Regions from separate parts of the Homo sapiens genome. Here all the other regions are linked to region 1. Evidence: chromatin contacts called from ENCODE Hi-C or POLR2A ChIA-PET data. All regions are on one chromosome and are shown on one strand. Each heading gives the region's core, a stretch centred on a gene start or an enhancer-like site at or near the end of the contact. The rest is flanking DNA. Distances are from core to core; before and after follow the strand shown. Region 1 has its middle 110 kb from the start of SLC4A7. Region 2 overlaps LOC124906221 (a long non-coding RNA gene). Region 3 has its middle 90 kb from the start of LINC02084.

Region 1 (4,244 bases), core at 1,077-3,576:
AAAGAAAATATGGTAGAAAATCTTTGTGATCTTGGGTTAAGCAGAAATTTATTAGATATTATACAATACTAAAAAGCATAATTCCTCAAAGAACAAACAGATTAAATAGACTTAATGAAAATTATAAACTCCTTTTTTTTTTTTTTGAGACAGAGTCTCGCTCTGTCACCCAGGCTGGAGTGCAATGGCACAATCTCTGCTCACTGCAGGTTCTGCCTCCCAGGCTCAAGTGATTCTTCTGCCACAGCCTCCCGAATAGCTGGGATTACAGACGTGCGCCATCACGCCCAGCTAATTTTTGTATTTTTAGTAGAGATGGGGTTTCACCATATTGGCCAGGCAGGTCTCAAACTCCTGGCCTCAGGTGATCTGCGTGCCTTGGCCTCCCAAAGTGCTGGGATTACAGATGTGAGCTGCCACACCGGTAAACTTCTCCTTTTTGAAAGACACTCTTAAAATAAAGAAAATCAGCCAGGCATGGTGGCTCACACCTGTAATCCCAGCACTTTGGGAGGCCGAGGCAGGCAGACCACTTGAGGTCAGGAGTTCAAGACCAGCCCGGCCAACATGGTGAAATGCCGTCTCTACTAAAGATACAAAAATTGGCCAGGAGTGTTGGCGGGTGGCTGCCATCCCAGCTACTCGGGAGGCTGAGGCAGGAGAATCACCTGAACCTGGGAGGCAGAGGTTGCAGTGAGCTGAGATTGGGCCACTGCACTCCAGCCTGGGTGGAAAAAAAAAAAAAAGAAAAGAAAATATAACCCATAGAATGGAAGAAAGGGTAATCTGATAAAAGATTTATATCTAGATATATTTATATCTAGAATACACATTTATACTCAGAATACATAATTTGGATTAAAACAATCCATTTTTGTAAGTGGGCAAAATGCTTTATTTTATTTTATTTTTTTGAGACAGAGTCTCACTTTGTCACACAGGCTGGAGTGTAGTGGCTCGATCTCGGCTCACTGCAACTTCTTCCTCCTGGGCTAAACTGATCCTCCCACCTCAGCCTCCCTAGTAGCTGGGACTACAGGTGCATACCACCACCAAGTCCAGCTAATTTTTGTATTTTGAGTAGAGATAGAGCTTTGCCATGTTAGCCAGGCCTGTCTCAAACTCCTGACCTTAAGTGATCCGCCCGCCTCGGCCTCCCAAAGTTCTGGGATTACAGGCATGAGTCGCTGTGCCTGGCTTTATTTTATTTTTAATTAACATGGAATAATGTACATATTTATAGGTACGACGTGACATTTTGATATCTGTATACAATGTGTAATGATTAAATCAGGTTCATTAGTGTATCTATTACTTCAAAACATTTATCATTTCTTTGTTTTGGAAACATTCAAAATCCACAGGGTGCCATACCTCATGCTGGTAATCCCAGCGACAGAACGAAGCTCTATGTCAAAAAAAGAGAAACATGCAAAATCTTCTCTTTTAGCTATTTGAAAATATACAATAAGTTATTGTTAACTATTGTCACCCTATAGTTCTATAGAGCACTAGAGCTTACTCTTCCTATCTATCTGTCCTTTTGTATTCCGTATCCAATCTCTATCTCCCATCCCCCACCCTTCCTAGCCCATAGTAACCACAATTCTACTCTATTTCTGTGAGCTCAACTTTTTAGCTCCCACATATGAGTGAGAACATTAGAATTCCATTGCTGTTACTGCATGCTTTTTCTCTATTCTATCTCTTTGCTCCTCCCAGGAGAGGAGATTTCCTCCTGAGCAAAGGAGGTGTGTGGGTTGGGAAGGGAAAGCAAAGTAAAGGGATAGAAAACAAAAAAGAAGATATAAATGCAGCAAAAAGTAAAAACAGAAGAGCCAAAGAATGAACACTAACAGGAGAAGAAAAGCAAGAATGAGAAAGATAGGAATGCTATTCATCTTTCTGGCTTTCTCATCTCTTTTCTTCTCTGTTGATAACATAAAAGTGTGAAGAGGCTGATTTCTTTTTCAGCAAAAGCCTTCATGGAAAACACTGGTGACTGTTTTGTTTTCAATGGCTATATGCACAATGCAAGGTTGAAGAAGGAGAAATAAATTTTCTGTAAAGAAAAACAAAAATCAGTCCTGGAGTGGGAGGTGCATGCTGAGAGATGTAAATTCAATTAATCATCACTTTTGATAAAATCCAAGTCTTCTTGCACAATAATGGGTGCTGGCCTAGAATGTTACTTCCTCTTCTGTCTTCGAGGAGAGAAAAATCTGATTTCCAAAGAAAGAGAAATTCATCATCTCTCCTGGGTCACCTTCAACAACCACAGAGCTGGTTTTCTGAAGTGATGTGTCATAAAGTCACAGTACCCTTGAAGGTAACCGGAAATCATTGTTTTCACAGGGAAAAAGGCAACCGGAAGTTACAACTTCCACTGGAGAATATAATCATATCCTCTTGCCAATGTGGCTGGAACATTCCCTGACCACTGTAGCTTTTTGATACTGTCAGTGAAGGAAATAGTGATTATAAATCTTGATGAAAGATTACAGGAGTCATTTCAGCCTTAGAGAATTGCAATATGTTCAAGTGTTTAACATAATCTTAAAATGTAATAGGAACTGTTGTCTAATTTAATCATCAGTCTTTAGCTGTCAACACAGATGCATTAAGTTGGTAAATGGCAAAGGGAAAAATAAAGAAGTGGTTGTGCACAGACGAAAGGATACTTTCATTTCCCTTAGAGCTTGGTTTAGTCAACAGTTCCAAACAGTCACACAGCAGTCTGTTTGTATGAAATTTTGCCAGTGGGAATTAAGCTGAAAAAGAGTATTTTCCCTTCAGAACTTACGAGTTTCCAACTGGGACATTTTGCATAATAGATTCACTTTTCTATTGTGAACATGTGATCTACTTATGAAATGCTTCAACAAATGAAAGCAACAACAGAAAAGGCAGGACACATCCAGTATTATCAAGCTTCAATTGCTCTAAAAATTTTTCTGCAAACTCTCCCTCTTTGTTCCTTACTCTCCTCATAGCCTTCCTCTTTTCTGTCCCACCAAACCCCAAACTAACAAGTAGCAGAGGCATTTTGACGTTGAGCCATAAAAAATAATCACTATGACACACATGGTTCCAGGCCTGCTTTCACCTTCCATCAAAGCTTTGTCTCAACAACAGCTCTTTTCCAGCCTGGAATCTTGCCTTAAATTTTCGTGTCTTTTCCTCCCCAGAAGGACAGGATGTTAATGAATCACGGTCTACTAGGAAAAGCTTTTACCTAGGCTGAGGAATGGGCTTTCAAAGAAAAACCAATAATCTCCATCAAGTCCTGGAAGCAAACTAACATTGGGTCTCCCCTCACCATTCTAACAAAGCTGTGCTCTGTCTTCATTGCTCTCTTTCTCTCTTTCTTTCTCTAATACACATGTACTCATGCACACATACCTTGTCTTTTGAGTGAAAGTCTCTCTCTTTGTGACACACAAACACACATCCACACCCAAACACCGAAACACATACCCATTGTCTATTGAGAGAAAGCCTTTGGGCTTTATTGATAATTTTGACTCTGGAAATTAAGTAACTGTATCATTTTGGCAGGGACACTCGTGGGAGTTGAAGGTCAATATGCAGCTGGCTGCATCTTACAAATTGTTTCAGTAATTTTTGTTATCTCTTCCTGGAGCAGAATCTAGCTGAATACATTAGATGTAAGAACAAAGCCCAGCAGCCACAGAATTTGAATAATCACTTCCGGGGTAAACCACTCATGTCTCAGAAACCAGTTGGTGATAGACAAGATATGGAAGCCATGGAAAACCCATAAATCATTGACCAATGATGCCCGAAGAAAGGGCTTGGGATAAAATGTCAGCATGGGAAGAATAGAGCCATTTATACCATCTTTAATTACACTACAACTTAAATTATATTCAATGACATTACTTCATCTAGAGAGAAATACTAGATTCCCACAGATTTTGCTGTTTTTGAAAATCCACACCTGGCTGGGCGTGGTGGCTCACACCTGTAATCCCAGCACTTTTGGAGGCCAAGGTGGGCAAATCACTTGAGGTCAGGAGTTTGAGACTAACCTGGCCAACATGGCGAAACCCCATCTCTACTAAAAATACAAAAAAAATTTAGCTGGGCATGGTGGTGCACGCCTGTAATCCCAGCTACTTGAGATGCTGAGGAAGAAGAATCACTTGAACCCTGGGAGGCAGAGGTTGCAGAGAGCTGAGATCACGCCATTGTACTCCAGCCTAGGTGACAAGAGTGAAATT
Region 2 (4,244 bases), core at 658-3,157, 49 kb after region 1:
TAACCTATTCAGTTAAAATTAGACAGCGTGAGGGTTACACATGGGCTCTAAGTTTTTTACGTAATTCAGGGAACTAGTGAAAATGGTCTGGCACCTTGAGGTTATAAAAGGGATAGAACAACCTCCATGGGTGTCCTATTTATCATGCAGGAGTACTAACTCAAGTGATGCTGTGTTCTTTTGTCAATTGAAAGAATTAAGAAAGAAGAAGAAAGGCATTCCATCTATAAGTGGAAACGCTACTCTCACGGCATTCATGTACCAGCTATTGTCTAAGGTCTGACAGTTTCAGTGACTTATCCAGATGTTTTGTCTACATGATACCAGCCTCAGAGATATTTGCCAACATTAGTATAATTGAATACCTCATTCGGTTTTGCATCTTCTCATTTTCTTTCACCATGTTGACACCGTACTACTTCTTGTCCTCTCTCTCCCAGCTACAGGGGGATAAAGCACCAATGAACACACAATCCAGCCTCTTAACCTCTCTCCAGCACCTAGCTACTTCAAGTTAGAACTTCAAATTTGAACCAAGGAAAACAATGTTCTGTGAATCTTTTTCTCCCTGGAAAAATAGGAGAGAATGAAGTTCTTTTCTGTCTATAGTTCGCGACAGCTAGGGGATGATGAAAGTTGCATGCATTGTTTTTCATAATGTGTGATTTATTCCTTAAGAAAAAGTCACTCAGATGATTCTTGGTGCTCAAGATGTTGAAATGTTCTGACTCTTCTCTAATACAACAATAGTAAAGTGAATTCAACAGCCTACTGCTCACTTTAAAACACCGGGGTACCTCTGTGCTTCCCAGATATTATCGTTTCCCATGGCAGGTTCTAAACTGGTAGTCTGAAGCCTAGCTCTGGTCTGCAGACATGTTTTATTTGGACTCCACAGTATTTTTACAAACTTTGAGCCAAAATGTAAAAATAGGGAGATTTCACACCAAAAAAATCAGAGTCACTTCACTTTAATGAGAATATGTGACAAGACTAGACTCTCGTGTGGCATGGATCCTTCTTCGTATGACAGTGAGCAGCTGGAACTGGCTAGTGACTACCCTAAGATGCCACAGTTTCCACCGTTCCCTACCATTGACCTGACTTTGGGGCTGAGTTTTCATTTACTGATCTTGGGGCCAGTTTTCATTTACTGATCTTTGTACTTGCTATGTTATTTATCTCAAAGTAAAGAAATATTTATCTGGGCCCATGTCTTTATCACGGGAAAGATATCAGGCCAGGCACGATGACTCATGCCTGTAATCCCAGCGTGGAGACCCAGGCAGGCAGATCACTTGAGGTCAGGAGTTCGAGACCAGCCTAGGCAACATGGCGAACCCCTGTCTCTATTAAAAATATAAAAATTAGCCAGGAGTGGTGGTGCATGCTTGCAATCTCAGCTATTTGGGAGGCTGAGGCAGGGAAATCACTTGAACTCGGGAGGCGGAGGTTGCAGTGAGCCGCAATCGTGCCACTGCACTCCAGCCTGAGCAACAGAGTGAGACTTTGTCTCAAAAAAAAAAAAAAAAAAAAAAAACAAGCAAAAAGAGTAAGACAGCAAAAGATAAACTGAAAATTATATTTCAAGTAAAACAGGAGTGCACAAATTTCTTCACGGACTTGAGGAATATTCCTGCACGTTCAACATGTAAACTTTATATGTTTGTCAAAAGATTGTATGTGTTGAAAGAGAACCCAAGAACCTGGTTACTGCCTAGACCCTGAAGTCAATTGAGTAAGTGACCCTTCTTCACTTCCCAGAATTGGAACGGAGTGCCTAAATTGTGAAATAGAATGAAGATAAGTTTGCAAAACCATATGACATAGTGCATGAGATATCTGAACAGAAATGCACCTGGAACTGGAGAACCCAGAGTTGCTGTTTAGTGGGTTCATAGAGGAAGTGCCCTACAGTCTTCCTGTCTCTGCCTTTCTGAGTGAGAACCTGCTCTAGCACAGACCTCAACCAGGAAATAAACTCATATCATAGGCAGCAGCATAAAACATCTCTCTAATTCTCCCGCAGACCCATAATACAGTATCCTGAGAGAGGGTGCTCACTTCTACCTAGCTTAGAGAGCAGAGCCACAGCATTTTGCAAACAGACAGAAGACAAATCTACTTGGAATGATGAGTACAACAGCAGCCCACATCTGTACAGCACATCTGCAGGTTTTCACCTGTAAAGGAAACAAGAGACAAAGATCATGAAATTTGGGCTAGGCGCAGTGGCTCACACCTGATATCCTAGCACTTTGGGAGGCCAAGTGGGTAGATCGCTTAAGGCCAAAGTTTCGAGACCAGCCTGGGCAACATAGGTAGAGCCTGTCTCCACAAATAATAAAAAAATTTAGCCAAGTTTGGTGGTGCATGCCTGTGGTCCCAGCTACTCCAGAGGCTGAGGCAGGAGGATCGCTTGAGCCCGGGGGTTCAAGGCTGCAGTAAGCCATGATTGTACCCATTGCACTCAGCCATGATTGTACCCACTGCACTCCAGCCTGGACCACAAAGTGAGACCCCGTCTCAAAAAATAAAATAAAATAAAAATAAAATCAGACCTTTAAGTAAGTGCATAAGTAGACCTGAAAGTTGGGACATCACAGAGTAGGCAGACAGAGGACAATTAGTAGAAACTTGAAGAAGAAATATTTAGATTATGGCAGAACAGAGATGACTCTTTTGGCTAAGAACCTTTGTCTGTTCTCCAACCCTCAACAATAGTTCTTTAGCAGAAGGAATCAGAAATTGCTATAGATTGTTTATGATAGAGTGCCTGGTAAGCAGAGACTACAGTCTTCTTTCCCCTTGTTTTGGGAGGTGGAAAGGAAGGCAGAGGAAACGGCCAACATTCTTTATGTTCAGAGAAGAGTCTCTCTTCAGGTCTTCTTAGGGTCAAAAGGAGAGAGTTGTTCATTTCTCTGGCTCCTCACCGCTTACAGAGCTGTCCTCTGAGGGAAGGGTAGGGTGAAGGAGCCTTCCTGGAAGAGAAGGACTAAAAATCCTCAGCTTCTACTTTTTTTTTTTTTTTTTTTTGAGCCTGAGTATCTCTGTGTCACCCAGCCTGGAGTGCAGTGGCATGATCGTGGTTCACTGCAGCCTTGAAATCCTGGGCTCAAGCAATCTTACTGCCTCAGCTTCCCTTGTGAGGGAGTGCAAGTAGATGGGATTAAGTGTGCAAGTAGCTGGGACTACAGGCACATACCACCACACGTGATTAATTTTTTTTTTTTTTTTTAAGATGAAGTCTCACTCTGTCACCAAGCTGGGAGTACAGTGGTGTGATCTCGGCTCACTGCAGCCTCTGCCTCCCAGGTTTATGCAATTCTCCTGCCTCAGCCTCCTGAGTAGTTGGGATTACAGGTGTGCACTGACACGCCCAACAAATTTTTGTATTTTTAGTAGAGATGGGGTTTCACCATGTTGCCCAGGCTGGTCTTGAACTCCTGACCTCATGACTAATTTTTAAATTTTTTGCAGAGATGGCAGTCTTACTATGTTGCTCAGGCTGGTCTCCAACTGCTGGGCTCAAGCAATCCTCCTGCCTCGGCCTCCCAAAGCACTGGGCTTATAGGCATGAGCCACTGCATCTGGACCCCAGCTCTTACTCTTTTGAGGTTCAGCACTTGGAGAATCACTCTTAGATTGAGGTAGGACCACTAATAGCTATTATCAGGAAAGAATATCAAAGAGGAACTCACCATGAGGGAAAGGTAGGTCAAGGCTGGTAACCCAAGTTCAATGCAGAGAGGTGGAAGAGGGTGTGGGGGAGGGTTGGTATTGGTACAACATACAGCTGAGGACAAATACTGTTTGGTAGTGCTATACCTTGGTGACTATATGAAGCACATGAAGGTTAATGAAAATAATTATAACCTTGGATCAATCCCAAGTTGGGGTGCTATTAACCAAGGCATGATTCAACCAGTAAGTGTCTCAGTTTAGCAGATAACTGTCCCCCAGCCTGTGTGGGATCAGTCTCCAAGAGTCACACCCACAGCCAAAGCAACAGTGGGATTGGCCTGATGTGTGACTTTCAGTTTTCTCTCTCCCCTTGCTTTGATTAAGGCCCTCATGTCCTTAGACTATTTGCAGAGTGATGAGTGGTCTTTGGGAAATACTGTGCTTCTTAATAATAAGAGAAGGCCTGATTCCACTTGAGCTTATCAAGTGGGCTGTAAGAACTTCAAGGCCTAGGTTAAAGGTAAAGAAAAAATGTATACGGTTATCACATAGATTAGATT
Region 3 (4,244 bases), core at 1,123-3,622, 33 kb after region 1:
TGTTCAGGAGCTCTTTAGTTTAATTAGATCCCATTTGTCAATTTTTGCTTTTGTTGCAATTGCTTTTGGTGTTTTCATCATTAAATCTTTGGCCATGCCTATGTCCTGAATGATATTGCCTAGATTTTCTTTTAGGGTTTTTATAGTTTTGGGTTTTATGTTTAAGTCTTTAACCTATCTTCAGTTAATTTTTGTATAACGTATAAGGAAGGGGTCTAGTTTCAATTTTTTGCATATGGCAACCCAGTTATCCCAGCACCATTTATCAAATAGGGAGTCCTTTCCCTATTGCTTGTTTTTGTCAAGTTTGTTGAAGATCAGATGGTTGTAGGCATATGGTCTTATTTCTAAGTTCTCTATTCTGTTCCATTGCTCTATGTGACTGTTCTTATACCAGTACCATGCTGTTTTGGTTACTGTAGCCTTGTAGTATAGTTTGAAGCTGAGTAGCATGATGCCTGCAGTTTTGTTCTTTTTGCTTAGGATTGTCCCGGCTATTTGGGCTCTTTTTGGTTCCATGTGAACTTTAAAATCATTTTTTTTCTAATTGTATGAAGAATGTCAATGGTAGTTTAATGGGAATAGCATTGAATCTATAAGTTACTTTGGGCAGTATGGCCATTTTCATGATATTGATTCTTACTATCCATGAGCATGGAATGTTTCTTCATTTGTTTGTGTCCTTTCTGCTTCTTTGAGCAGTGGTTTGTAGTTGTCCTTGAAGAGGTCCTTTGCTTCTGTAGAGCATGGGTTCTTGAACAGAATGGTGAAATGGTCTTTGTCATAATTGTTTGTGAGGAGTGTTGGCAGTATGTTACTAATAAAGTACCAATGCTTGCATTCTGTTTATTCTTATATTATTGTTATTATTTATTAATAATACATTGCTGTTTATTGAGTATTTATGATGTTCCAGAGACTGTGGTCAATAGCATATATCTCAGAGCTCATTTGTTTCTCAAAACAACTTCGTGAGTAGATGTAGATGTACTCTGCCACTGCTCTAGCTCCAAGGAAGATATACAGGCCCATCAAAAGTTCTCCACACCTCTCTAAACCCTCCTGGTGTCTATGACCTCACCTTCTATCATAAGAGAGGGAGCTTGTGAGTCCAAGTGGAACGTGTCACATGAGCCCTGCATGTCTTGAGGCCAGACAGACATCACTTCTGCTAGATGATGATCCAAGCTGGATGCTGAGGATGGGCTGTTCCCCTCAGACACCATCAGGCAGAAGAGCTAGTCCAGCTCCTCAGCACAGACAATGCTTCTCACTAGAATGGAAACTAGCAGTTGGACAATGCTGGCTAGGCCCACACAGCTTCCTGGTGCCAACAGCAGATGATACTCATGCTGGCCAGTGGAGGCTGGTAGACTCTTGTTCTCTACATAGATCACCTAGATCTGGATCCTCCATCCTAGGACCCAGTGTCTTTGCCTCCACCCCAGAGAAGTGGTAAAACATGCCCATACAAAGTCTAATTTCATAGGAACTAATGAGATACAAGGTATATCTCTTTTAGCACAATGCCTTGCACTCAGTAAAAGCTCAATGCATAGTAACTGTTATCATTTAATCATTGTTGCTGTTACTATTTAATTATTGTTGGTGGTAGTAATAGTAGTAGTAGTAATACTACTACTATTATATTAATATTGGTACTTCTTTCTTGTTAGTAACTCATTTTTTTGCAATTCAGGGATCTATTCTAGTCTGTGTATGAGTGTTGTGAAGAAGTTGGGATAAAGATTTGCTCTGACTAATCATGACTTCTTCCGTGCCCTCACCCCACACTACCTCCAAACATATAACGTTTCAATTATATTTTACAGCTGTGGAAACTGAGGCTCAAAGAGGTTAAGAACTGTGTCCAAGTGGATTCCTCTATTAAGACTTCTCTCATTCTCTGCATTCTTACATGCTTTCTTGGATGGGAGGGAAAGGGACAAGGGGGATATCTGGGGATGCCACATAATCCAAAGACTACTCAAGGTAGGGTGTTGGGCATGTGGACTTCTTCAGTCCTGTATGTCATGCTGAAAAACACAATTTCTGGAAATAGTAATGTGTCACTATCAAGATTGGCTCACAGGCAGTGACGTGGAGTCACTACCGGCTGAGGAACAAAAAAAGTTCAACCAAATAGCCAGTCATCTAGTCAGGAAAGACAATGACATAAGCTCCGTTTGCCTCCTCTCCAGGACCCACTTGTTTGTTTTGCTCTAAATAAACACACTTCAAAAGCCCCAAACAGTTAGAATTCTCTTAATGGTGAGAGGAAGTTGGAGTTAGGATTTGTGACAATTATCTGAAAAATGCCCCCTCAGGCTGGAAGTCTGGTCTGGACTTTGGGCTTCAGTGGTACTCCAGGGACCTTGGATCAAGTTCAGAACAATTTCCTGAGTAGGCCTGGCCCCTGAGGCCTATTCCTCATTCTGTCATTTTTACCAAGCTGTTTGCATTGCTTTCCTTTTTGGATTGGCCAAGGGCTACTTTCCTTGTCACTAAGAGCAGGGTGATAAAGTTCAGCCTTCATATTTTTAAAGTGTATCTTTCTCGTAAGGGCTGAGGGAGCTGTAGGGTGTGGCTTCCTCAAGAGTTACTAGAATGTAGAACTTAATGGCTTGGACTTGTAGGTCAGAAGACCAGGGTGTAAGTCCAGTGTCCCTCTGCCTCTCAGCTATGTGACACGGGACAAGTCATGCTACTTCTTTAAGTCTCAGTTTCCCCATCTTCCAAGTTGGAATAATAAGAGTATCCATCTTGTAGAGCAGGTGGGAAGGAGGATTCAATGAGCAAAGGTACTTAAGGTGCTTGGCACAGTGCCTGGCGTGTAGTAAAACAGGGTTGACATTGGCAGGCCCCAAATATCCAAATAGTCTGTTGTCAAAATATTTAAGAACTGACATGGTGAGGGCATGGACTAATCAGAGTGGATGCCGTTATGGCCAGTATTCATTCTGATTGGTTGATACCTGTGCTGTTTCAGCTGTTAAATATTTTGAATATCACTCCTGGTATAATTATTCAATAAATGTTAGCTGATAATTATTATGATTATTTTATACAAAATGTGTTTATTGAGATGGTTTCCCATTCATCTTGATTCAGAGTTCTTTTAGTGCTGTTTCCTTCTGAAGGAACATCCTTCTGTAAGCCTTGCTTTTACTCCGTAGGCTGGCAGAGGACAATGGAGCAGCCAACACACAAAGCTACAATTTGTGCATCGCTAAAGACCTGTAGTGATTTTATAGCATCCTGGGCATTTCACATCCATGAAGTAGGAATTGAGGCTCTGCACCACGCATTTCTTCTTGTGTTTCCTCTTCTCCTTTTCTGGAGAGGGATGAAGAAGATCCTTTGCAAGGGGTAGGTTCTTGTGGGTAGGTTGTCACCACTGGAAAGGCAACTCTGATTATTATTATTGCTGTTCTCACAAGGAAGGGAATCAGGAATTCAGGAGAGAGGGCATCCTGCACAATCTGTACCCATATATTGTATACTATATTCCTGAGTTCCCTATCCTCACTCTCTCCCTGCTGCTGGGAAGAAACAGCTTCACCATAGCACACAGCATCCATGGTCATCCACCAAATGAAGGTTATTCAGTGTTTCTCCTACAGTGAAGCAGGGGAGGAGAATCCCTCACTCCAACAGCTGAATGCTTCTAAGCATACAGAATATCATTCCCAAAAAATGATTATCTATCTTCACCAGAGGTACACTTTTTCCTACCCCTTTTTTGCTTACCAGAAAAATAATGAGATGAAGAAAACAGAAGACAGAATGAGCAAGTGGAGAAGCAAAGGTGAATCTGATGGATACTCTCAGTTGTTAGAACAGAAGCAAAAGTAATGAAACTGTGTGTTTGTTCATTAAACCCTTAGCTGGTCTGGCATAGGAAATAAGATCATTTCCTTTATCATTAGCACCAAAAAATGTGGTTTCCAAAATACAAGTCTTTTGATTCTTCCCCAAATGGTTACCCGGGTGGTCTGATTTATTGGAGTATTGAAACCATTGCTTTTGGTACTATTTCATCCTTGGACATGTGTTCTCTGAAGTACTCCAAAAGTATACACAAGCACAGGTGACACAAAATAGGTTAAAAATGCCTAAGATGCATATGAAATCTTATTTTTCCTCTGGATACTAAAAAGCATCATTTAATTTTTTCTCTGTGAGGTTGGGAGCGATAGAGACACCCATGTCCATTTCATAGAGAAGGGCAAGGAATCAAAGTA

The links. Hi-C counts contacts between places; a loop is a spot of excess contacts on that map. ChIA-PET counts read pairs that join two places held with the same protein, here RNA polymerase II (POLR2A). Pooled maps may share reads with other maps.
Region 2: a loop to region 1 is called in a map of CD14-positive monocyte, with 3 times the contacts of the local background. The contact joins two enhancer-like sites. A Hi-C loop is called at or near these places in 9 of 168 maps with a recorded cell type or tissue (CD14-positive monocyte, CD4-positive, alpha-beta memory T cell, Calu3 and 6 more), 7 of 37 single-sample maps with no recorded cell type and 16 of 50 pooled maps. POLR2A ChIA-PET finds 5 or more read pairs at or near these places in 8 of 52 experiments (CD4-positive, alpha-beta memory T cell, CD8-positive, alpha-beta memory T cell, activated CD4-positive, alpha-beta memory T cell and 2 more).
Region 3: a loop to region 1 is called in a map of endothelial cell of umbilical vein, with 4 times the contacts of the local background. The contact joins two enhancer-like sites. A Hi-C loop is called at or near these places in 8 of 168 maps with a recorded cell type or tissue (CD14-positive monocyte, CD4-positive, alpha-beta memory T cell, ascending aorta and 5 more), 6 of 37 single-sample maps with no recorded cell type and 16 of 50 pooled maps. POLR2A ChIA-PET finds 5 or more read pairs at or near these places in 11 of 52 experiments (CD4-positive, alpha-beta memory T cell, CD8-positive, alpha-beta memory T cell, Panc1 and 5 more).

Annotation. Positions count from the first base shown.
Region 1 is chr3:27,588,355-27,592,598 of GRCh38, forward strand. No RefSeq gene overlaps it. Among named protein-coding and RNA genes, the nearest start is that of SLC4A7, 110 kb to the left of the region's middle. Within about 2 kb of position 2,327, at least 8 of the 41 ENCODE cell types and tissues checked have a DNase peak (open chromatin) inside an H3K27ac peak, as active enhancers do; they include endothelial cell of umbilical vein, where a contact is called at or near this core.
Region 2 is chr3:27,637,569-27,641,812 of GRCh38, forward strand. LOC124906221 (a long non-coding RNA gene) reads left to right here. Exons shown (of 2, transcript XR_007095850.1): 1 at 1-1,738. Among named protein-coding and RNA genes, the nearest start is that of LINC02084, 73 kb to the right of the region's middle. RefSeq lists an enhancer at 1-476. Within about 2 kb of position 1,908, at least 4 of the 41 ENCODE cell types and tissues checked have a DNase peak (open chromatin) inside an H3K27ac peak, as active enhancers do.
Region 3 is chr3:27,621,084-27,625,327 of GRCh38, forward strand. It overlaps the pseudogene RPS27P11. Among named protein-coding and RNA genes, the nearest start is that of LINC02084, 90 kb to the right of the region's middle. Within about 2 kb of position 2,373, at least 6 of the 41 ENCODE cell types and tissues checked have a DNase peak (open chromatin) inside an H3K27ac peak, as active enhancers do; they include endothelial cell of umbilical vein, where a contact is called at or near this core.